6 separate regions of the Mus musculus genome follow, and regions 2, 3, 4, 5 and 6 are each linked to region 1. A link is a loop called in an ENCODE intact Hi-C map of the cell type or tissue named here. Cell type or tissue: left cerebral cortex. All regions are shown on one strand. Region 1 holds the start of Vps36 (vacuolar protein sorting 36). Region 2 overlaps Slc25a15 (solute carrier family 25 (mitochondrial carrier ornithine transporter), member 15). Region 3 has its middle 20 kb from the start of Vdac3. Region 4 holds the start of Slc25a15 (solute carrier family 25 (mitochondrial carrier ornithine transporter), member 15). Region 5 holds the start of Mrps31 (mitochondrial ribosomal protein S31). Region 6 overlaps Thsd1 (thrombospondin, type I, domain 1).

What was found. A loop is a pair of places that touch in the nucleus more often than their neighbours do. Peaks named below come from ENCODE experiments on the same cell type or tissue, not always from the same donor. Only the 100,000 strongest peaks of a DNase experiment are listed, where the experiment ranks them.
Region 2: it touches region 1 in a loop (5-fold over the local background); 14 of 42 quality-filtered maps call a loop at or near these places.
Region 3: a loop joins it to region 1, with 4 times the contacts of the local background. A loop is called at or near these places in 8 of 42 quality-filtered maps.
Region 4: it touches region 1 in a loop (5-fold over the local background); 13 of 42 quality-filtered maps call a loop at or near these places.
Region 5: it touches region 1 in a loop (7-fold over the local background); 10 of 42 quality-filtered maps call a loop at or near these places.
Region 6: it touches region 1 in a loop (6-fold over the local background); 7 of 42 quality-filtered maps call a loop at or near these places.

What each region holds. Positions count from the first base shown.
Region 1 is chr8:22,190,472-22,194,471 of GRCm38, forward strand. Vps36 (vacuolar protein sorting 36) reads left to right here and starts at 2,362. Exons shown (of 14, transcript NM_027338.2): 1 at 2,362-2,495. The coding sequence starts at 2,400. In left cerebral cortex, CTCF peaks have their summits at 2,307 (motif pointing right) and 2,539; DNase peaks (open chromatin) are centred at 2,355 and 2,682; H3K4me3 peaks cover 1,296 bases; H3K27ac peaks cover 1,179 bases.
Region 2 is chr8:22,375,523-22,379,522 of GRCm38, forward strand. It overlaps Slc25a15 (solute carrier family 25 (mitochondrial carrier ornithine transporter), member 15), which reads right to left. Exons shown (of 7, transcript NM_181325.4): 6 at 3,762-3,920; 7 at 28-2,459. The coding sequence ends at 2,335. Among named protein-coding and RNA genes, the nearest start is that of Slc25a15, 21 kb to the right of the region's middle. In left cerebral cortex, a CTCF peak has its summit at 1,611 (motif pointing left); a DNase peak (open chromatin) is centred at 1,563.
Region 3 is chr8:22,572,175-22,576,174 of GRCm38, forward strand. No RefSeq gene overlaps it. Among named protein-coding and RNA genes, the nearest start is that of Vdac3, 20 kb to the right of the region's middle. In left cerebral cortex, a CTCF peak has its summit at 1,539; a DNase peak (open chromatin) is centred at 1,526.
Region 4 is chr8:22,397,279-22,401,278 of GRCm38, forward strand. It overlaps Slc25a15 (solute carrier family 25 (mitochondrial carrier ornithine transporter), member 15), which reads right to left and starts at 1,343. Exons shown (of 7, transcript NM_181325.4): 1 at 1,162-1,343. 1810012K16Rik (RIKEN cDNA 1810012K16 gene) reads left to right here and starts at 1,443. Exons shown (of 3, transcript NR_045473.1): 1 at 1,443-1,705; 2 at 1,869-2,000; 3 at 2,167-2,313. In left cerebral cortex, no CTCF peak of the experiment used is centred here; DNase peaks (open chromatin) are centred at 1,107, 1,336 and 2,345; H3K4me3 peaks cover 1,917 bases; H3K27ac peaks cover 1,612 bases.
Region 5 is chr8:22,409,336-22,413,335 of GRCm38, forward strand. Mrps31 (mitochondrial ribosomal protein S31) reads left to right here and starts at 2,005. Exons shown (of 7, transcript NM_020560.2): 1 at 2,005-2,249. The coding sequence starts at 2,131. In left cerebral cortex, a CTCF peak has its summit at 2,288; a DNase peak (open chromatin) is centred at 2,025; H3K4me3 peaks cover 1,963 bases; H3K27ac peaks cover 1,018 bases.
Region 6 is chr8:22,258,698-22,262,697 of GRCm38, forward strand. Thsd1 (thrombospondin, type I, domain 1) reads left to right here. Exons shown (of 5, transcript NM_019576.2): 5 at 1-2,637. The coding sequence ends at 973. Among named protein-coding and RNA genes, the nearest start is that of Tpte, 23 kb to the right of the region's middle. In left cerebral cortex, no CTCF peak of the experiment used is centred here; no DNase peak of the experiment used is centred here; H3K27ac peaks cover 780 bases.

The sequences.
Region 1 (4,000 bases):
TGTTATTGTCCTTTGCCTTTTCAAGTTTATAAGATCCCATTTGTCAATTTTTAGAGTCTAAGCCATTGGTGTCCAAGAAATTTTCCCCTGTGTAGGTGTATTTAAGGTTCTCCCCACTTTCTCTTCTATTAGATTCAGTGTATCTGGTTTTATGTGGAGGTCCTTGATCTACATGGACTTGAGCTTTGTACAGGGAGATGAGAATGGATCAGTTTGCATCCTTCTACATGTTGACTGCCACCTGAACCAGCACTATTTGTGGAAAATGCTGTCTTTTTTTCCATTGGATGGTTTTGGCTTCTATGTCAAAGATCAAGTGACCATAGGTGTGTGGGTTTATTTCTGAGTCTTCAATTCTATTCCATTTTCTATTCCATTGATCTACCCGCCTGTCACTCTACCAATACCATGAAGTTTTTATCACTATTACTCTGTAATGCAGCTTGAGGTCAGGGATGGTGATCCCCACAGAAGTTCTTTTATTGTTAAGAATTGTTTTTGATATCCTGAGTTTTTTTGTTATTCCAGATGAATTTGAGAGATTCCACCTCACACAAATCAGAATGGCTAAGATTGAAAACTCAAACCGGGCGTGGTGGCTCACGCCTTTAATCCCAGCACTCGGGAGGCAGAGACAGGCAGATTTCTGAGTTTGAGGCCAGCCTGGTCTACAAAGTGAGTTCCAGGACAGCCAGAGCTACACAGAGAAACCCTGTCTAAAAAAAAAAAAAAAAAAAAAAAAAAAAAAAAAAAAGAAAACTCAGGTGACAGCAGATGCTGGCAAGGATGTAGAGAAAGAGAAACTCATCCATTGCTGTTAGGATTGCAAGCTGATAAAACCACTTTGGAAATCAATCTGGTGGTTCCTGAGAAAATTGGAAATAGTTCTACCTGAAGACCCAGCTATACCACTCCTGGGCATATACCCAAAAGATGTTCCAACATATAACAAGGACACATGTTCCTTTATGTTCACAGCTGCCTTATTTATAACAGCCAGAAGCTGGAAAGAACCCAGATGTCCTTCAACAGAGGAATGGATACAGAAAATGTGGTATATTTACACAATGAAGTACTATTCAGCTATTAAAAATAATGACTTCATGAAATTCTTAGGCAAACAGAACTAGAAAATATCATCCTGAATGAGGTAACCCACAAAAGAACACACGTGGTATGCAGTCACTGATAACTGGATATTAGCCCAAAAGCTCAGAATACCCAAGATACAATTCACAGACCACATGAAGCTCAAGAAGAAGGAAGACCAAAGTGTGGATACTTCAATCCTTCTTAGAAGGGGGAACAAAATATCCATGGAAGGAGTTACAGAGACAAAGTGTGAAGCAGAGAGTGAAGGAAAGACCATCCAGAGACTGCCCCACCTGGGAATCCATCCCATATACAGTTACCAAACCCAGACACTATTGTGGATGCCAAGAAGTGCTTGCTGACAGAAGCCTGATATAACTGTCTCCTGAGAGGCTCTGCCAGAGCCTGACAAATACAGAGGGGGATGCTCTCAGCCAACCATTGTAAACCATATGTAGCAGATGATGGCCTTATCTGACATCAATAGGAGGGGAGGCCCCTGGTCCTGCGGAGGTTTGATGCTCCAGTGTAGGCAGGAGTAGGTGAGTGGGTGGAGGAGCACCCTCATAGAGGCAAAGGGGACGGAGGAGAAGGGGAGATGGGATGAGGGGTTGTGGACGTGTAACTGGGACGGGGGAATATAATTTCCAATGTAAATGAATAAAATGATTAATACAAAAAAGAAAATTATTTTTTATGTGTATGGGTATATTGCCTTCATGTATATCTGTCGCATTAAATGCATGTTTGGTGCTTTATTTCCATGTCACCTCCATCTATCTGGAGCTATTGGTCATTTTTTAAAGGTGGGTGGGTAGGTGGGTGAGGTGGTTCAGCTGGTAAGGGAGCCTGCTGCTAAGCCTCATAACCTAAGTTTGATCTCCCAAGATCCACACGGTCAAAGGAGCAGCTCTCATTAAACATCCTCTGACTCCCACAGGCTAGCCCTTGCATGTTCCCGACGCACACAAACCCTCATAAAATAAACAGAATGTAATAAAAATTAGACTAAAACAAAAACCGGAGAAGAGTGTATTACATAATATGCTGGTTACAGATATATTAAACACAACCTCTGCTGTCAACACTTATTTGGGAAGAAATAAAAAAAAAGTCCTTATTTACAGCTTTTAACAAGCATGTCAACAAGTTTGGCAGTGACAGGGGAGCAAATGTGCACGCGAGTGGCAGCCGCCAGGGGGCGCCGCCTGTCCGTGTCGGGGCGCCCCACCCCCGCCGGCCACCAGGGAGCGCCGCTCGCAGCCCGGGAGCACCGGCGAGCGGCAGAAGCCGGCCGGGTGGCGGCCATGGACCGCTTCGTGTGGACCAGCGGCCTCCTGGAGATCAACGAGACCCTGGTTATCCAGCAGCGCGGGGTGCGCGTCTACGACGGCGAGGAGAAGGTAGGGAGGAGGCCGCGCCGACCCGCGGCCCTCGTGCTGGGCAGGGCCTCACCCTCGGCCCTGGGGCTACCGGCCTCGGCCCGCCGCTCCAGCCGCACGGTGGACAGCGGAGCCGGGGCGCGGGCGAGCGGAGGTCTCGGCGGGTCGCAGCCCGGGACGGTACAGTTCCGCCTTGTGGCGAGCGAGCGCGCCACCGGAACGCCGTCCCCACCCTCCTGCTGGACCGGTGATGATTTGTTCTGGGCTGAGCCGGGGTCCCTCGCCCGGAAGGATTTCCGAAGGAGGCAGCAGGGTCCAGCCCCATGGGGTTTTCTGCTTGCTTTGTAATTACTTTAGGAAGTGGGCTTGAGGCTTCGTGTTCTGTTCTAGGAAGTCATGCAGTGAGCCCTTGCCTTGGAATGCAAGCTTAAATCTTAAGAGCCGGGCTCGCGAAGGATAAGAGAAAAACAACGAATTCATGTATTCTGTGCCTGGAAACCACATGCCATCTTGTCCTGAATTAAATGTACGACCTGAAATCAGGAGTGGCAAAAGAGCTCGCGTCCCCAAAAGCACTTTTAGTCTCCAGTTTTCACTTGAGGCATTCTGTCTTCCTCGCTGTGGTGGAAATGAAACCTCCCTCGCTCTGGAGTTTGATACACCTAGTCAGTGCTTACAGCTAACCCAGGTCCGCTCTGACTTAGGGTATTTTCCTATTGTTTTCGAGGCAAGCTCTTATCCGAGACTGCTTCAGTAAAGTTTGATTTACTTTTTAAGTAAACTTAGACTGTTCTGGGTTTGAGTAGCAAGTAAAAACCAGCCTAACTGGTCTGTCAGGTTGAGATAATAATCCACGGGAGACCCCAAAAGGGAACGATTGAGCAATCTCTTCACTACAGCAACAGCCTTTCACATTCCCCCTTGCTCCTTGACACAGCAGTGGTACAGACTCTGGCTTGAGCTTTAAATGTATAGCCTAAGCTTTGATTTCTAGAGGAAAAATGCAATGGTTCTTAGAACTGTGTGATCTACGGGCACATCGTGCACTTTCTCCTCTTTCTTTCTGTCTTTCTTTCTTTCTTTCTTTCTTCTCTCTCTCTCTCTCTCTCTCTCTCTCTCTCTCTCTCTCTTTCTTTCTATAGGGTTTCTCTGTATAGGCCCGACTGTCCTGGAACTCACTCTGTGGAACGGGCTGGCCTCGAACTCAGAAATCCGCCTGCCTCTGCCTCCCAAGTGCTGGGATTAAAAGAGTGCCCCACCACTGAGCGGCCATCGTGCACTTTCAAGTTAACATTTGTTTTGGAAATGTGAATTTTTACTAATTAACAAAAAAGAGATTCTTAAATTCGGTTGTTTGGTTTTGTGTAAGTCAGATTGGCTGAGACACTTAAAGTTAGGCCAAATTACATGCTAGAAGTACTTGAGCATGACGTCTTTTTATTTTTAAACATTTTCCTCGTTTTTAATTATGTGCCTAACATGTGGGTCTGTAAGAGCAGCTGTCAGCCTAGGCCAGAGGTATCAGA
Region 2 (4,000 bases), 190 kb after region 1:
ATGTACAGACACTACGACCAGAGCAAGTCTTAGAAATGAAAGCATTTAATCAGGAGCTTGCTTACAGTTTCAGAGGGTTACTCCATTATCCAGCAGGGAGCACTCAGGCATGAAAACTCTGGGGTTGAGAGACTAGGCAAAGGCCATCCACAGTATGGCACTTCCTCCAATAGGCCTCGCCTCCAATCCTTCTAATCCTATCAAACAGGTCCATTCCCTAGTGATTAAACATCCAAATATGAGACTATGGCCACATTTTCATTCAAACCACCACATGGGTGGAGGCAGAGCACAATTTTAAAGGGTTGTAGCATACAGAAGTAATGCTTTCTGTCAACTTCCCTGCAGTCAAATTATTTTATACCAGGAATCTAGCTGACAGAAAGAACACTTGTTCCAATACAACCACCACCTTGAAGAATTATTATCCATAACTCTTTAACATTGGCTCTTTATATAAATGTATTTAAGTGAAACTCTTCATAGACTTACATTAGGTTTATTTAATAATGACAGAGCACTCGTTTCTTTAAATAAAGTATTTCAAAGTTCTACTTTTGTCTCAAGAACAATTGCACCCAAACATGAAACCACAAATCAAACCAACAGATTGAGTTTTTTAAAATTTCACCTTAGGCCTCTATCTTTCCCTTCCCCTCGTTCCTGACTCTTTCTATGGGAAAGATCACAATAGCCAGACTGAGGAGACACGCTGCCAACAAGACTAATGTGCACTAGACCCAGGCACCTAGAAGGGAAAGAGCTTGGCTTTGAACAGTCTTCCTGCAGGAAGCCAACCCTACATTTGCCTCAATTCAGATCAGTTCAGATGAAGCAGCACTCAGTAGCCATTGGTCACTGAGAGCACTGGAGTAGAAAGACAGTTTTCTCATGAATGCCGAATTTTCTCCAGGAATGCTGACGGGTGTCCCTCCCCACCCCGCTTTTGGAAATACTTTGCTTTCCTGACCCTTGTACTCCTGACACTGTGGTAAGGTCAACCTACCTCCTTCAGCCTTACAGGCAGAGTGGGAACAGCGCCCACTACCATCCCCCTGGTCTTGGAGCAGTACAGACAATGTGCCTGATCTCTATGGCGAGAAGACCCCACAGCCAAAGAAGAAAAATGTGGGGTCCAGTTTTTTGGTTGCTACATACATACTACCCTAATTTAATAAAAATACCTTTATTATGTCACAATGCTTTCCAAAGTTATATATCATCTACAGTCATTGAAATTCATAAACTGCCAGCTCCAAATACAGAAGCAGATCAAGGAATCATGGACCCAAAAGTGAGCTTCAGAAAGGGTACCCAGTTAACGGGCTCCTTCGGATGTCTCCATTAGTAGAACCCTGTGATCAAAGCGGGGAGCCCAGACTTCCTTTCTGCTTCCTGAAAGGGCGTCTGATTGGTGAGACACAGTGGGCTCAGAGTGGCCTCAGATCCAGTACCAAAGGTGCACCCTGGATTCCTGCTGAGAGCAGGCAAGAACCTCTGTTGGTTTTCAAGAGAGCAGGGCAGGGCAGTCCCTGTCTTTCAGGAGCAGCACAGAGGGAGGAAGCTCTGAGTGAGGAGGCGGTGTGTCCTCTGCTGCCCCCCAGAGGTCTAACGCTCTGGCCACACCTCCCAGTACCAGAGGGTAGAATGAGAAGCCCACCTAGAAGATGAACTGCACTGTGAGGGAATAAACGTCATGAGAAAAATCCAGGATGTCCACCCTGAAACTTCATCAAGAACGTAGAAGCCACACAACTATGCATATAGGTTTTCCTAAAAATATAGAGGGATATTTTAGCTTTAATATACCACAAAAAGTTTAAAAAAAAAAAAAAAGTTAGCCTCTTAGTGCACAGGCTCAGCAGCTTTTAGCAACAGCCTTCTAACTAGGATCATTTATAAGCAATCATCTACAACCATCTACCTAAAAATTGGTCACCATTTATAATTAAACCCAGAACAAAGTCTTGTTTTCCTGTGGTGACAGGGCCATCATAATTGCATGTGTACCACTGACTTCCACTGAATTTGTCCTGAAATGAAGGCAGTCTGCACGAGGCTGGTGCATAAGGCTAGTGTATAAGGCCACCAGTTCCCCTGTATACTCACTCTACCAAGGGTGGACTTTTCTGTTTGGGTTCAATAACAGGCAGAAATTATACTGTGTAGAATGGAGGACCGTCCACAAAAAATCCAAGACTTTGAATAGAAGAAGGGAAGACAAGTTCAAAGTTCCAGTGAATCACATAATTCTACATTGTTCTTGTACTCCCTGAAACCCTGAGTTGACCAGTCACTAAACGCCTGCCTTGAATCCAGGCACACCAGGACACTTCACCATGCTTCCAATTGGTTCATCATCAACTTCCTGCTGTACTCATAGGCCAAAAACAGTGCCCCGTTGGCAGGGAATGCGCGGATCATGGTGGGTTTCAGTCCAGAATACAAGGCTGTTATTCCTGGAAGGCAAAAGGGCGATCGAAAAATCGTGACAGCATTCTGGCACAGGGACACACACACACACACACACACACGTACACGTACACAGAAGAGACTGCGCCCACAAATTCAGACAACAGCACCAGAACCCACGAGATAAAAGGACTAGTTTACGTTCCCCTCAACAGACTACAGAAAGCTCTTTGGTACTTAAATAACAAATCGATTTCTAAGCCTGCAGGACTCCTGCAGTATAGACATGGCAAAGCAAAGGCCTAACATGGCCAGGTGGAGGCCACTGAGGAGCCAAGCGACTAGCAAGAGAACCCGAAGTGTGTTTCTAGTATTAGTCTGCTCAGCGTGGTCATGAGGGAGACTGAACTAGGGTGAGCCAGGCAAAAGTGGAGATGACAATTGGGAGTAGTGGTAATATACAAGGTTCCTGCATTTGATTTGGGACATGAGTTTAAGCATGTCTCCGTGTCTCTCTGTCGCTGTGTTCTCCCTCTCTTTAAACCAACGCACAGGTTCTTAAGCCAAGGCATTATTTTTTTTTTGCTGTTTTTCAGATAATGATGTTTTGACCATATACGTCATCTACTTCTTTTAAATTATTTCATTTTCAAGATTACAGTATAATTATATCTTCAGGTTCCAATATATCATTTCATATCTCTTTCTTTTCTTCAAATCTTCCCATAACCCTAGTTTTAAGATATCTAAATGGTGGATGCCAGAAAGACAGATCAGGTCTTTGGTTGCACAAAGTTGATGTCATATAAACATGACTTTAAAAGTCTGCATCCTCCTGCATAACTCTAAAAACTGATTCACGTTAAAAACTGCTTAGACCATTTCTCATCTCAGAAATGTTATTGCTAAAGATGCTCTATTACATTCTTTGCAATGAAATAGGAATGTAATACACTCATTGAGGTCTTTAAAAGCCTTGGTGATCCGGTCAGGGCTGTGCATGTTTAGTCTATGTAAATGAGGTGATGCTGCTGGCTTCAAAGCATCCTTCCCTCTAACACTAACAAAGTCTGCATCTTAAAATGCCCCCCCCCCACCAAGGTATTTAGAACACAAAGAATCCTGCCAGATACATGGCCCAAAAGTTAGAAAAAAAATTTTAAACATTTTTGAGAATAATGAAAATAAAAGCTAAAGCAAAAGGTTTGGAGATAGAAGGTGGACACATGAACACAGTACTAAGAAAAAGGCAGGAGGCAGGCAGGCAGGCAGGAAGGAAAGAGGAGGTCACAGGGCGGACTAACCCAGGTCACTGTGAACACACTCATCTCTGCACACATCAGACTCACCTTCATTCTTTACGATACTCAGGAAGGTCCTGACGAGTCCTGTCTGCTTTCCAGTCATAGAAAGAACTTGAATTCTAGATTTGATACAATCCACCGGATACACAGCAAGCCACAGGCAAATCCCACCAAATCCACCACTCAGCATCAATGGCACAGGACCTAGAGAGGGAGAGCAGCCAGTGGTCCTTTGTTTTAGGTGGTATTTCCAGAAGTACACGTAACACTTAAAAGGAGCACAA
Region 3 (4,000 bases), 380 kb after region 1:
TGGGCCAGGGCCCTCAGACTGGTCTGTGTATGCTACTGGTTGGTGTGGTTGGTGGCTCAGTCTATAGGAGCTCCCTGGGGTCTGGGTAAGTTGACACTGCTGGTCTTCCTATGGGGTCACCCTCCCCTTCAGCTTCCTCAATCCTTCCCCTAATTCAACCACAGGGGTCTCTGACTTCAGTCCAATGGTTGGCTGTAAGTATCTGCTTCTATCTCATTCAGCTGCTGGTAGGGACTCTCAGAGGACAGACATGCCAGGTTCTGTCTGTAAGTACAACATAGCATCGGGAATAGTGTCAGGCCTTGGCACCTTCCCATAAGATGGATACCAAGTTGGGCCGGTAATTTGACTACCCTTCCTTCAGTCTCTTCCCTGCAGTTTTTAGACAGGAACACTCCAGGATCAGAAATGTTACCTGTAGTTAGTTGCCATGCCCCTCTGCTTAAGACCCTGTCTATCTCCTAGAGGTGGACTCTGAGTTCCCTCCCCACGATGTAGGGCATTTTGGCTAAGGTACCCCATTGAGTCCTTAGAGTCTCTCACCTCCTCTGGTAGTTTCTAGAGGGTCCCTCCCACCTCCCACTGTTTGTAAGATCTTTATAACAAAATGAAGACAAACATTTAGCTAGAGGCAGGCAAGGTAGCTGCTAGCCTAGTCTACAATAGAGAATTTCAGGACAGTCAGCACTGCAGAGGGGCCCTGTGTTTTGTTTTTAAAGGGGGAAAGAAAGAAAAAAAAGTAACTGGCTGGGATGGCAGCACACACCTTTAATTCCGGCTCTCGGGAGGCAGAGGCAAGCTACTCCGGTCTATTCAGAAGCTCCAGGCCAGCCAAGGGTACATAGTGAGACTCTTTGTTTCAAAAAAAAAAAAAAAAATTAAACTCAGAAAGGTAAAAGACTTACACAGGAGTCCTAGGAATACGGCTGCAGGTGTGTAAGAATGTGGAAGTCCAAGAAGAAAAGGGTGCTTGGTTCTGTAAGCCTCGACAAAGCCTCGACAAAGGAATCATGTGAGAGTAACTGTTCCAAGTCGGTGGTTCTCAACCTGTGCGTCATGACCCCTTTGTGGTTAAATGGCCTTTTCCTTCACAGGGGTTATCAGATATCTTACATATCTGATAGTTATACTACAATCATAGCAACAGCAAAATTATAGTATATAATTATAAGTAGCAATGAAAATAAATTTATGGTTAGGGGGTCATCACCACGTGGGGAACTCTATTAAAGAGCTGAAGCATTAAGAAGGGTGAGAACCACTAATGTTCTAAGTAATGTGTTTCAGACGCAATCAAGGACCAAGAGTTCTTGTTGAAGACTGAAACCTGCTTAAACAGCAAAGGGAATTTTGTTTAGAATGAAATGGAAAATTTGTCTTTCCCAGTTTGCCATTTGTTAACCAATCCCTGAACTCAGAAATTTCAAAGTCCACGGAGTCAGGAGAGGGGGTCCAAGAAAATGGACAGGATGACCTCAAGAGCAGAAAGGGCCAGGAGAGCAGGGGTTTATTTTTGGTTGGTACCACAGCGGCACCTAGTGGGGCCAAGGTTAATTGTAATCACAACAACATCTTTTTAGGGCCTTTAAGCATTATCATAGAAATCACTTTGCAAAGTGTTGATCCTCTTATAGTTCAGAGTTGCACGTAACAACAGTAATTATGCTTCTTTGATGATCACAGTAAATTATGATTACTTTCAGAAACCCTCTTTACTGAGAAGCCAAGCCAAATAAAGGCTTGTTGTAGTTTACCTTTAAGCTAACAGCCAGTACTATCAAGTCTTCAATGACTTGGCCACTGAAGGCAGAAAGACAAGCGCTTCTACAGACCAAGAGGCTTTATCAAGAAAATGCAGGGCTATTTTCATCTGAGCAGGAGCTCTGGGGAAAAACCAACCAGTGCGTGGGTGAGATCAGAGAAGTTTGCAAAAGGTAGAAATTTGGCCCAAACTCCAAGCACTGTATGGATATGATGGAAGGCTTCAGATTGGGGAAATGGTAACTGCACAAGATCCAAGGAGAGAGTTCTGCCAGGCACTTTGAAACGGAGGTCTGCAGAGTTCTTTCCTTTAGCGGAATTTCCCCCTAATTAATAGATCGGATAATAAAAACAACAAGAAGTCAATCGCTGGGAGAAAACAGAGAGGCAGGCCTTCCAGTCCTAGAGAGAAAAAGGGGACGCAGGAGGAAGTTAGCCTTTTTGAATGGTGAGGAAAAGAAACAAGATGTAGACCGGCAACTGTTAGATTTGATGGCGGATTCTGCCACCAGAAGATTTCCAACATAGAATACTTGATGAGTTTAGGATGATAGTTTCTGCCCACAGCGGTTGTGTTATCTGTTGATTCTAAACTAAGATTGTCTGGTGTTTTCCATTCTCTGCCACTCAGGTGGGCTGGAGGGAAGGAATTTAGCCTTGAGGGGGAGGGGATTCAGCCAGGCTTTGGAATGGGAAAACTGGGCAAGGTCTGAGCTCCAGAGGAGAGCTGGCGAGAGTGGCAGTAACTTGGAGTGCAAAGGGGTTCCGCAACAGCTGGCCACGGGGACCAGGCCACAGAGACCAAGAGAGCCATCTCATCAGACGGCCCAACCAGCCACAATTTGATAAAATCCCCAAATAAAGGTTGGATTTAAACTTTCCACACATCCATATTTGGATTACCTTATCAATATATAAACTTTGGCTCTCAACAATATTGACTAATTGAGGTCATGAGGTCAATTCAGCAGATGAAATAACCAAGGATACAGCTTATTAGCTCTTCCTTCGAGGCAAACGCTACCCCAGCCCTGTCGTTCCACTGCTTACACTCCTACTTACCCACACTAGCCTGAAGAATCACCTTGCAAAACAACCCTCAGCCATGCTGTGAGAGCTTCTCCCGCCACTCACAGCAGGGTCTGTCTACTCATACCACACATGGGCTTTTATGATACAGGATTAGATACATGGGCAAACTGTTTTACTTTCTCTTGTAATGGTAGCTCAATCCACAAAGATAATAGTTGAGAAAATAAAATTTTATCTTATGCTTGCTATGGCAGATATTGTCTAAGCTCAGTGGTGTGTCACTACCAAATTAGCCATAACTGGGCAAAGACTGCTGCCTGGCAGCTTTTAGGCAGGCTTTGGCTTTGTCAGGGTCAAGTACTATCTTACCTTGGGGTTTTTCAAAGAACAAATGTTGCCTAGTTATTTTAAGACAACCCTCTTAGAAACAGCAATGAATCCTAAGGAGTACATTAGAATATAAATGACCAGTAAATATGTGGAAACAGCCCTTCTCATTTGCCACTGGGGAAGTATAAATCAAAAGAAGATAGAACCTTTCACCCTCAAAACAAACATGGTAGTGTGGCAACAGAGTCCGTGTGCATGGAAGGCACGGAGGAGCACCAGGGATAGGACTGTAACTCAATACCAACACTTGAAGGGCAAACTTGCAACAGCCACTGCTACATGTAACCATCTAAATTTAAACCAAGTAATGTGTAATGAAAATTAAATCTCAAATTGGGTGGCTCAGGTGTCCTGATACTAAGCTTAACAGCCATATATAGCTAGTCTATACATAAACCACAGCGAGAGAGAGAGGGAGGGAGAGAGAAGTCTACTCATGACCCCCACACAGAGAGGGGGAAATGTGGTGATTTGGATGAGCATGGCCCCACAGGCTTGTGTTTGGCCCCAGCTTCTAGACCTGTTGGGGAAGGATTAGGAGGTGTCTTTGGGGTAGGCTTTGAGATTTCAAATTCCCAGGATGTCTCTCTAGGCTGCCACCATGCCTTTGCTCATCCTCACCCTAAGCCTCTGAAACACAAGCTTGCTTTTGTGAGTAGCCTTGGTCAGTGTTATTTCACAGCAATAGGAAAGAGGGGGCAGTAAAGGTTAAAAGGTTTTTTGGTTTTTTTTGTTTTTTTGTTTCCCGAGACAGAGTTTCTCTGTGTAGCCCTGGCTCTCCTGGAACTCACTCTGTAGACCAGGCTGGCCTCAAACT
Region 4 (4,000 bases), 210 kb after region 1:
CAAGAGCCAAAGGGACAGTAAGTTTGCTGTGAACTTGAGTCTCCTAGAAATGTTAGAAAGGCCATGAAGTCGCATCAACTTGGGGACAAGACCTACATGAGGATGAAAGCAATAGACACACTAACATGGATAAGGAAATCTCGGGGGAGGGGGTCTCAACCCTTGACAAAGAACTACAAACGAGTAAGGAAAGCTGGGAATGGGGGCATAGTCTTCCCCAGAGTACAGTCCCCAGTTGGTTATCCACCATATAGAGACAAGTAGCATTATATGTCCTGAGAAAAAGAGGCCATGAATTTGAAAGGGGGTAGGGGATATGGTTACACCGAAGGGGTTAGGCGTAGAAAAGGGAAGGGAGGAAATGATGTTAATTACAATTTTAAAAAGATATATTTTTTTAAGTGCTTTCCCGTGCTGGGAATTAAACCTAACTTCCTGCATACCAGGAAAGTACTCTTAACACTTAGCCCCCTTCTCAGGGGTATCTGTCAAATTATAGAAGACAGAAACGCTACTAACAGATGAACCCAGAAAGAATGCACAAGGACCTGAGTATCACCTGTGGCTTGGGGGATATGCAGGACCTGCAAAAACCAGACCGGTCTGCGCGGATTTAAACTAATTTAGGAGCCTGCTGTACCATTTGGAGTAGAAACCCCGAATCCTTTGAGCGTCTCACCCTCTTCCTTCAAACTACCCAGCAGTCCCAGAAACAACGCCGCCGACACAACCACTGGTTCCTAGGGTGCCAGAAAGAACTTCCCGGGTGCTCAGCGCAGGTGAGGCTGCCTTTCGCTAAGGAGGGACCCGTCTGGAGCTGCAGCTGGAGCTGCAGCTGGGCTGCAGAAGGCCGCCTGCCTGCCACCACCATCAATCGAACCCCTCGGGCCCAGCCCGGGACAACCGGGGTGCCAACTACTGCCGCAGCTGCGGAGCGCTTCACCCGGCCTGACCCGGATTCTGCTCTGCTCCGCGCAGCGCGCGCACACTGGCCACCGCGCCCGCCCGCCCGAACCTCCGCGTCTCCCGGGACCCCGCAGCGAGCCCGGTGCGCGCGCCCGGAGCCGCGGCACGTGTGCGGCAGGGCGGGGACTGTCAGCCGCGTTCCCCAGCCGGGCCGGTCGCCCACTCGCTCGCTCCCGCCCGCTCCCGCAGCCTCACCGCCGCGCCTGGCTGTGTCCGGCTCGCCCTCTGCCGCCCGCGCGCTCCGCTGGCGGCCGCGGGCCCCCGGGCAATTTTTAAGGTCGCCCTGTGGGTCCGGCCCTCGGGCCCTCCCTCCTGAGACCCCCTCCACCAGCCCTCCCTCCGGAGGCCACGCCCTCCTGAGGGCCCGCCCTCTCGAAGTCCCGCCCTACCGGCCCTCCCCCACGCGAGGCCCCCTCCGCCCCTCCCTCCCGAAGGCTGGCCAAGGAAACGGAAATCTGCTCTCCTCGCTGACTGCCGAGCTGGCAGCCTCCGGGAGGACTCACCTTGAGGTCTCCCAGCGTTATCCAGCCCCAGGAGGCTGTGGCTTTAACAGTAAATGGAAAGTACTAGAATGGTAGTGGTGAACTATAAGTTCCCTTATGGGCAGCTTTTTAAATCATCTGTTTATTTGTCTACAGACAGGGTCTCGCATAGCCCAGGCTTAACTTGCTATATGGCTGAGGGTGGTCAGGAACTTCCTGATCTTCCTACCTCCCCCTTCCAAGAGAAGGAATTTCAGGTTTGTTCCACCAGGCTTGGATTTGTGAGGTGGCTGGGATGAAACGTGGGGCTTCCTGCATGCTAGGCAAGCGCTCTGCCAACAGAGCTACATCCCTAGGTTTTAGTTGCTTGTCTGATTGTCTATTTTGTGTCGCTTTAGGTTTCATTCTTTCTCCCCTAAGGAAATCCATTCCCAGGAACATTATGGAAAAGACAACAATATAAGCTGCCGCTGCAGGTTTTATAGTTCCCAGCGATATATTCCTGAGGCTTTAATTAGAAGCTCAAAGTGACGCTGGAGTGAGGGCGCAGAGGTAAAGAACCTTTGATACTTATCAACTTGACTCAGCCTAGAATCAGTAGAGGGATTGCCTAAATCCAGTCAGTCTGAGGATGGAAAGGTCCGTAGCAGCAATGTCTTGATCAGTAATTGATGCTGGAGAGCCCAGCCCACTATGGGTGGTGTCATTCCTCTGGCAGGAAGTCCTGGATTGGAGGGGGGAAAAAAGCATCGTCCAGAGATCAACCAAGAAAGTGAGTCGGTAATCTGTATTCCTACATGGCTTCTGCCTTGACTTCCTGCCTTCCGTCAATCTGGAAGAGAATGCCAAATAAACCTTTTCCAAGCTGCAGTTTAGGCAACAGTGTTTCATTGCTGCAACAGAACGAAACTAAAATTCAGTTCTTAGCCCACATCTGGTAGCGCCCAAGTCCAGCGCTGGTGTGTATCCAGCTCCCCCGTCTGGCTTCTGTAAGCATCTGCAGGTTCCTTCAGGGGTACACACACACACACACACACACACACACACACACTACACATAAATAAAATAAATCTTTAAAAAAGAATCATAAAATCAAAAGGAGCAGGGAATACTTAAGAAAACTGTGGTTCACAGGAGTGATAAAACTATCTTTAACTCTAGCCCTATTCAATTGGAAGAGTCTCAGGGTCATGTGACCCCTACACCACCAGCTTCCCACTCCGCTTCAGCCTCCCTATGAGCCTTTTCACGTTTTTAAAGATTCCTTTAATTCTGAAATTGATGTGTATGTATGAAAACATGCATGCTGGCACCTGTGGAGGCTGCAAGGCAAAGTTGTCCCTTGAACAACAAGAGGTACCAGTGGTGAGCCGTCTTCCTTGTGTGCTTCCTTTATAGTGATGTGTTTGTGTGTCAAGTTGAGGGGGGAGTGTCAATTGTACTGGCTGGTTTTGTGTGTCAACTTGATCCAGGCTGGTGTTACCACAGAGAAAGGAGTTTAGTTGGGGAAGTGCCTCCATGAGATCCAGCTGCAAGGCATTTTCTCAATTAGTGATCAAGGTGAGAGGGCCCCTTGTGGGTGTCCCTGGGCTGGTAGTCCTGGGTTCTATAAGAAAGCAGGCTGAGCAAGCCAGGGGAAGCAAGCCAGTAAGTAACATCCCTCCATGGCCTCTGCATCAGCTCCTGCTTCCTGACCTGCTTGAGTTCCAGTCCTGACTTCCTTTGGTGATGAACAGCAATGTGGAAATGTAAGCTAAATAAACCCTTTCCTCCCCAACTTGCTTCTTGGTCATGATGTTTGTGCAGGAATAGAAACTCTAAGACAAGTGAGTGCTCTTAACTGCTGACCTACCTCTCTGTCCTCTTGAAAACAGCATGTCACAGGCAAAGAACACTGCTCTCATTGGACAACAAAGTGTGTCTCAGGGCTGACTTCCAAATGAACAAACAGTCACACACAGGACTCTCTGCTCAAGGTAATGGTGACTACCCTTGGGATTATGCAAGATATCAGTGTGGCTGGCCAGTAAGGCAGCAGGTTTGACGCAGGTGAGAGGACAGACTGACTGACTACAGGAATCAAACCTTTGTCGGTGTACCAGAATTTCACAATGTGCAGGTTAATGACATCATGGGGCAGGGGGTGGGGGGCAGATAACGCAGTGTGAAACTGGAGTTGCAAGCAAATCACAAACACAGAACATCTTGGATTCAAATGTGCACTTGGTGATCGAGGAGAAAGAAATTAATGCTCTAATTACACATCCTCATACCCACTAAGTATTCTTGACTACTGATAGAACTTCTGTTGCAAACTCCCTTGGGTCTTGTTTGGAGTCAGTACAACCAATCTTTGACACTGAGAAAAACAAACATAGATTTGGATTTCTGTAAAACTATGTGAAAGAAAAGGAGAATGTTGCATCGGTGAAATAGTTGTTAGGACAATGTTTGAAAGGGGACAATTTCTTTTATGTGTTTTTTTCCTTTGGGAATTTTTATGGCATTTGTGGAAATGAGGGAAGGAAAGTCAAATCCCATGTGTATTTTAT
Region 5 (4,000 bases), 220 kb after region 1:
TAGTTAATTTTAAAGATCCTTTTATCTACTAAAGGAAATACACACACACACACACACACACACACACACACACATATATATGGTAGTGGGTGTTTTCACGGAATACATAACTTTTTAGGTGTTGAAAGAAAGATGAAATTTCAAGACCTGTAAGTCATATAAAGTACTCAGAAATTGCTGGTTGTTTGTGAGCCTAGAGGCTGCCTGGGGCTGAGAAAAAAGAAAAAACTAACCCGGGTATGCCCCGTAGTTAAAATATTCCTGGGAACAGCTTAACCTTAAAGATAAAGAGGAATGTGAGGACATAACAGGGCTATCTGAACTGAGTCAACAACTCACAGAACTCTGACACCCTGCACGTACATGTAATTTTTCTGCTGATGTTTGAATAAGCCAATAGTGTGTTGCTATGCTGAATTCCACACCCCTAAGCCCCTTACCCCATAAAAACCCCTAGCTTCTGAACCTCATGGCCGACATCCATTATCTCCTGTGTAGGCTGCATGTTGGTCCGGAGCTCCGTCATTAAACTACCTCATGTAACTACATCAGGGTGGTCTATTCATGATTCTTTGGGTGCCCGCTGAATCTGGAATTGAGTGGGGGTTTCCCCACTAGGTTCTATCAGTGTCAACACTAAGACATGTAGAAGATAGCTTTGATGCATCTTTATGTTGGAGGAAAATGGCATAAAATAAGTTTTAATTTAATGTTTCTGATATTGGAGGAATATACTTGGAGTTATAAACTACTGTGTGTTGTTGCTCCTGTTCTTACAAAGATATATTTGGCCAGTACAGAGAAATGCAATATATTTGATTATAAATGCCTTCTGCCTTGTAATTAATATAGTATATTATATATTAGATCTAACCTCAGTGATAAATGCATTTTGAAGCTTGAAAAGAGTTGTAATAAAATTGTCTGTACCGTTGCAAAAAAAAAAAAAAATCCCTGAGAAAATAACACTAGCTGGTCTGAATTCAATGGGTCCATGCAGGTACTCAGTTTCCATTCAGAGATTCATCAGGTGAACCGGATCTGTCTTGGATCCCCATATCGTGGCGCTATAATTGTCCATGTTAAAAACAAACAAACAGAAACCCTGGTACTCTTATCCTAAATGGAATGAGAGATATTTTATTCTGGAGCCATTTTGAGAGACTGTGGCTCAGATACACAGATCTTGATTAACCCAAGTTCCCACATTCAAACATGGAAGTAGTTTCATTAAATTTTTATAGTTTTACAGAACAAGGTAAATTATAAATCAAGGTTAAAGTACATCGGTGGGTATATCAGAGGAGTAGATACAGCAAGTTGGGGAAGCTTTTCTAATAGGTCTATAGGCCTAAGATTCAAAGGGTTAGTTCCAACAGAGGTGGCAAGGACTGGTTGTCCGGGTTGGGGAGGTGCTAGAACCAGCCCAAAATAAGATAATTAAATTAATTTCTAGACCTGCAACATTCCAATCTCTCTAAAGTACTACGGTTCTAATCAGCCGATCAGTCTCTGCAGTCACAACTTCTTTCCAGGAGTTCTCATCCACAGTCCCCATAAAAGAAGGCTCCAGCAACAACCACGATCCCTTAGCAATTTCCCTCATGTGCATCCATCAATATTGACAGCAAGTCCATCTTTAATTTGCACTATCGCTTGACTCAAATTATCTTGCTTATTTTGCAAATCCGTGGGATTGTTTCCTTTTAATTCATCGGAAAAGAGGTGAGGAACACCTAGCCCCAGACCTTGACCAGGAGCAACTGTCACAGAGACAACCGCTGCGGACTCGCCCCGTCACTCACGGAAGGGCAGGACAGGGAGTTCTGTTAGTTCTCTACGGCTCCAGTCAGCTCAGTTGTTCATCCTGTTCACTTTCTCCGGTCTGCATCTTTATGGAACCTCGATATCCACTCCATCCAAAAAGGAAGCAGCAGGATCGAGCCAGCCAAAGACCCAGGAACATAATGATTGGTCTCCGTTTCCTACCGGAATCCAAAAGGAGCGGAACAGTGCAGGCTGGAAAACATCTCGGAGGACATTTTTGGCAGAGGGACGAACCAGTTCAGCTGTGCACTTCTTGGCGCTTGTGCTTCCGGCTGTGCTCTGGTTTGAGTTTGTATTTACACGATGCTCCACAGAATCCCGGCATTTCTACGCCCTCGCCCTTTCTCGGGCCTCCCTTTGTCCTGTGGAAACCGGGACGTCTCGGTGGCTGTGCTACCCGCGGCTCAGTCCGGAGCTGTGAGGTAAGGTGGCCCAGAGCTATTGGCCGCGCCGGGCTTCCAGGGCTCGCTTGCCCTCTACTTGCCTTGCAGCGACATTTTTTTCCAGCCCCCGGGGTTGGATACTGTAAGCGTAGGCTCTTGGAAGCGGTTGTTCGAAGTGTGGGTAGAAAGAAATCGTAGAAGGACAAGGCAGCTTGTCCGATGCCGTGATGAGTGTGGCAAACAGCCATAACAACAAGTCTTGTTTCTTGTCCCGCGGTCTTTCTGCTGCAAATCTATCCCTCATCCTGCTTGCTGTTACTTCTCTTTGTACGGACTCGAAAAGAGAGGTCGTTTTCTTTCATCTTCTATGCTTCCCAAGAATTTTTATAGCCTCGTTAATGCTTCCCTCCTTTATTCCCTACTGCATTATTTAAAGTGCGTTTATGTCAGCTACCGATGTTGAGCTCCGAATAAAACAGTCCTACCATTCTGGACAGTAGTATACTTCCATTGAGGAGGTGATTCAAGTAGAGTGAAGATAGCATGGGTAAGCACAGAGTTCATTCTCTCAACAGATAACTAGAGGAGAGCAAATAGAGACATCTCGAAGTTGTAAGAGGTTCATGGTATTCTTTCTGGGCACGCCTGTCCTCAACGCCTATCTCAGTGCTGAAGCAAGATAGCAGTGGAGATGGAAAGGATCAACTCCGTGAAGGAGTCTGCACAAAATAAAGTGAACAGGATGTGACCTATAATGAAGTAACGGAGTGGTCAAAAGGAGTGACTATTTCTGCTGATTGCTCTAGAGAACTGACAGAAGGAGAAAGATGTTTCAGAAAGATTCTAAAATGTCTTAGCATTTTAAACTTGCAAGATGAATTTTTATTGTAGGATCCTACACTGCAGGGTGAAAAATGTGAAGTCAGTCTCTGAGGGAAGCCATGTGGTGCTTTTGGTGATGTTGGGGATTTGAATTCAGGGCTTCAAAATTAGTGGAAGCTCATGAGGTATTCTCAAAGAAAAAAAAAGCTCATATGAGCATTTAGGATAATAGTTTTATTACTTTATGCTAGGGAACATTCATGGTTTTCCTGTAATACAGGTTTTGTGTGTGTGTGTGTGTAGTGTCAGAGCACTCTTGAAAGGAAACGTTGTGCTAAATAAAATTAATATGTGTGACTTGTTCTTCTGATTTTCCTATGTCAAGGTACCTTCAACATTAACTTTCAGAAATAATAACTGTTTGAATTGTATCATATTGATATCTCAAGAGTTCTGTGTATTGGTCATGACAGTACTTCCCTTTGTAACTTATTTTTCACTCCGGCATTTTCTTTTCTTTTTTTTTTTTTTTTTTTTTTTTTTTTTTTGGTTTTTCGAGACAGGGTTTCTCTGTGTAGTCCTGGCTGTCCTGGAACGCGCTCTGTAGACCAGGCTGGCCTCGAACTCAGAAATCCGCCTGCCTCTGCTTCCCAAGTGCTGGGATTAAAAGCGTGTGCCACCACGCCCGGCTAACTCTGGCATTTTCATAAGCAAATTATATAGTTTCAGAGTTTGGGAAAATTTTTTTTGCATTAAAGTGTTCCAAGCCTGGGGATGCCAATTGCTAACTTTGACAATTTGATACATATTAATAACACATTATTAATTTACTATACTAATAATAATACACTATTAATAATATGTAATCCAGAGAACAAATTGCAACTGAGTTATCTTGGGTTTTAGTTAAAATGCAAATTCCCCCACTCCATTCCAAATGTGAAAACTCGTGAACCCATTGCCTGTGC
Region 6 (4,000 bases), 68 kb after region 1:
CTACCGCCTTGCCCAGCAGCAGCTGAAGGAGATGAAGAAGAAAGGGCTGACCGAGACCACCAAAGTGTACCACGTATCTCAAAGCCCCCTGACAGACACTGTAGTGGATGCCACGGCCAGCCCTCCCTTAGACCTGGAATGCCCCGAAGAGGCTGCAGCAAGCAAGTTCCGAATCAAATCTCCATTTCTGGACCAGCCTGGGGCAGGTACCGGGGAAAGGCCTCCCTCCAGGCTGGATGGCATCGTGCCTCCTCCTGGCTGTGCGGTCAGTCCCAGCCAGACCCTGATCCGAAAGTCACAGATAAGGTCGACCGGTGGCAGAGATGGCTCATCGGAGAGGTGCCACTCCAGAAGTTCCCTCTTCAGGAGGACTGCTAGTTTTCATGAAACCAAGCAGTCTCGCCCTTTCCGGGAGAGGAGTTTGTCAGCCCTGACTCCCCGCCAGGTCCCCGCCTACAGTTCCAGGATGCGGACCTGGGACCAGATGGAGGATAGATGTCGGCCTCCCAGTCGAAGTACCCACCTGCTTCCAGAGAGACCAGAGCACTTCCAAGGGGCAGGTCGGACCAGCAGTCCTTTGGGTCCACTCTCCAAATCCTACACTGTGGGGCATCCCAGGAGGAAACCGGACCCAGGGGATCGTCAGGCCGGATTGGTGGCAGGAGCTGAGAAAATGGAGCCTCACCGAGCTCACAGGGGACCGTCCCCCAGTCACAGGAGTGCCTCAAGGAAGCAGTCTTCCCCCATTTTCCTCAAAGATAGCTACCAGAAAGTCAGTCAGCTTAGCCCTTCTCACTTCAGAAAAGATAAATGCCAGAGCTTCCCCATCCACCCCGAGTTCGCCTTCTATGACAATACCTCTTTCCGCCTCACCGAGGCTGAGCAGAGAATGCTGGACCTCCCAGGATACTTCGGCTCCAACGAAGAGGACGAAACCACAAGTACACTCAGTGTGGAGAAGTTAGTGATCTAGGCTAGGAAGCAGCAGGGTTCACCCAGGGTCCTTCACCCCTCTGGCAATATCCCCTGCTCACATACTTTCTGTGGGCTGCACTGTACAACCGTGGGAATTAGTTCACCCAGATTATATGTGTGCGCGCGCATGTGGTTTTGATTAATCAGGAAGAAGTGGTTTATGCTGAATTTTCCTCTCTGTTATCCCTTTTCTATTGGCTTGTTACTACTAATAAAATTTAAAGAAGGCAAATTTATGATGCATTTTGAACACGACACTGGATGTTTCCAACTTAGGACTCTGGGATCTTTTCCCAAGAGGGAGGAGTCTCCAAATGGCTGATGTGTATGCAAACCATTATGCGCAGAGCTTGCATCTTGCTTCCTTGTAAAGTAGGAACCAAACACAGGAGCCTAAACATGGGGTTGCTTCTTTTGAAGTGTGTTACCAAGGTACCAAGTGGCATAAAGCCTTTCTGCCCAGTGGCCTAAAGACTAATCAGCATACACGTAAATAGCTACAAGCTCAAGGCGACCTCCAACAACCACACCCATCCTGCCTTTAGATTGATTTCCTTCTTTTAGAGTTTATCAGGATGTCGGGCAGCTGGGGAGGTTTCAGATAGGGGGAAATCACAAATGTAAACACGGGAGTTTCAAAAGTTCATATTTGTTCAACTGTCACTTGTGACTTTTTGTTTTTAAATTAAAATGTGCTTCCTTTGGAACCGTTCTCAGTGATGACTGCCTGCTCTTCAGGAACAGGACGGGTGGATTGTCCAGAGCCCTCTGACAGCTGCTACTCGTGGATGAAAGGAGAGCCAGGCTTGCTACTCTCCAGTTTCTTTATTTATCTCACCAGAAAGCTTTCTTCTTTATCCAAGTTCACAGGCCTGTGGGCCAGCCTTTGACACAGAGGGCACATGATCGCTTGTTCCAGACTTCCCAGAGATTTACCCAGCACCGTCAGTCTGAGACCAAAACAGCTTTGGGGAAGTGGGAATTCATGAGGAACACTATGAGCTGAGAGCCTTCCTGTTAAGTGATGCTCACTGTCTACCCAGGCCAGTGTTCTGGGGCTGTCACTAACAGTGACACCCCCCCCCCACCTCCGAGGGAGAAAAGATGCTTTATCACAGTTTTTAATGCGTGAGTTATAATTTTCAGTAAACAGATTTTCTGTATCGTACCTCCATGTCTCCATGTTCTAGTCCCGGTATCTGCTATAGAATGGAGGCTCAATAAAGACAGTGAGTGGCCAGCTAGTACAATGCCTTTAAACCAGTTGTGGTTGAATTAGAATGATTTTTAATAATACTTTACATTGTAGATCATTATAAAGGAAATGTGTTTATGAGACATTATGAGATTTCAGTTCATACAGGTCTCACAAACATGTTTTTTGTTTTGTTTTATTTTGTTTTGTTTTGTTTTTTGGTGTCACCAATTCGTGTGTTCCCAATCATCCTGCGAACAATCAGTTATGCTTGGCCAGCGTTTTGCTGGCTCCGTGTTTCAGATTATCTTAGTATATGTAACTTCATGGATCTGGGTAAGCTCGACACACTTAGATGTTTATTGTCTGTGTCCCCACCAGTTGTGACTCCCTGCAATGTGTCTGTGTTCACCTTGCTGAAAAGAAGTGTTCTTTCTAAATATAGTTTTTAATCTAAAAATTTAAAATTAGCGTGTATTTCAGAACTTTACACAAGTACTATATTTACATTGTTCCCACCCCTCTCTAATTACTCCCTCTCAAATTCACAACTGTGTATGTGTGACTGTGTGTGTGTGTGTGTGAGAGAGAGAGAGACTGTATGTATGTGATGTATATGTGGGTGTGACTGTGTGTGGGTGTGACTGTGTGTGTATGTGACTGTGTGTGTGTGTGACTGTGTATATATGATTCTGTGTGTGTGACTGTGTATATGTCACTGTGTATATGTGACTGTGTGTGTATGTGAATGTGTGTATGTGACTCTGTGTGTGAGACTGTGTGTAACTGCATGTGTGTGTGACTGTGTGTATGTGACTCTGTGGGGTGTGTGACTGTATGTATGTGACTGTCTATGTGTGTGTGGCAGTGTGTATGTGACTATGTGTGTATGTGACTGTGTGTGTGTGTGACTCTGTGTGTGTGACTCTGTATGTGTGAATGTGTGTATGTGACTCTGTGTGTGTGTGAGATTGTGTGTATGTGACTGTGTATGTTACTCTCTGTGTGACTGTGTATATGTGACTCTGTGTGTGTGGCTGTATGTATGTGACTATATGTGTGTGACTGTGTGTTTGTGACTGTATGTGTATGTATGAATGTGTATATGTGACTCTGTGTGTATGACTGTGTGTATATGGCTGTATGTGTGTGTGTGGCTGTATATGTGACTGTGTATGTGACTGTATGTGTATGTATGAATGTGTATATGTGACTCTGTGTGTATGACTGTGTGTATATGGCTGTATGTGTGTGTGTGACTGTATATGTGACTGTGTGTATGTGACTGTGTGTGTGACTGTGTGTATGTGACTGTATGTGTATGTGTGAATGTGTGTATGTGACTGCATGTGTGTGTGTGACTGTGTGTATGTGACTGTGTGTGTGTGAGACTGTGTGTATATGACTCAGTGTGTGAGTGTGAGACTGCATGTATGTGACTGTGTGTATGTGACTATGTGTGTGTTTGTGTGTGTGTGTGTGTGTGTGTGTGCGACTGGCCACTTGAGATTGAATTGAAACCTACCCCCAGGAGAAAAGCCCTCCCCCCTCAGCTGCTATCAGTTGCCTGGAGCTCTTTCTCTAGAGTTGGGACCTTGTGCAATTCCCCCGTGTCCTCTTGGCATGTTGTCTAGTGTTATTGCAACACAGGCCTTTTTGGCCAACTGTATTGTTGAGATGTCATGGTTTCGACTTCTTATTGGATTTTGGCACTCACCTCTCCTTACCCAGGACTCTCCCAGGCTGGCCCTTCCTTCCACCCAGCCACCACCCACAAGGTAGAAGATTCTTAAGCATGGGATTTTCAGCTCTTTGACTGTGATCCTTCTA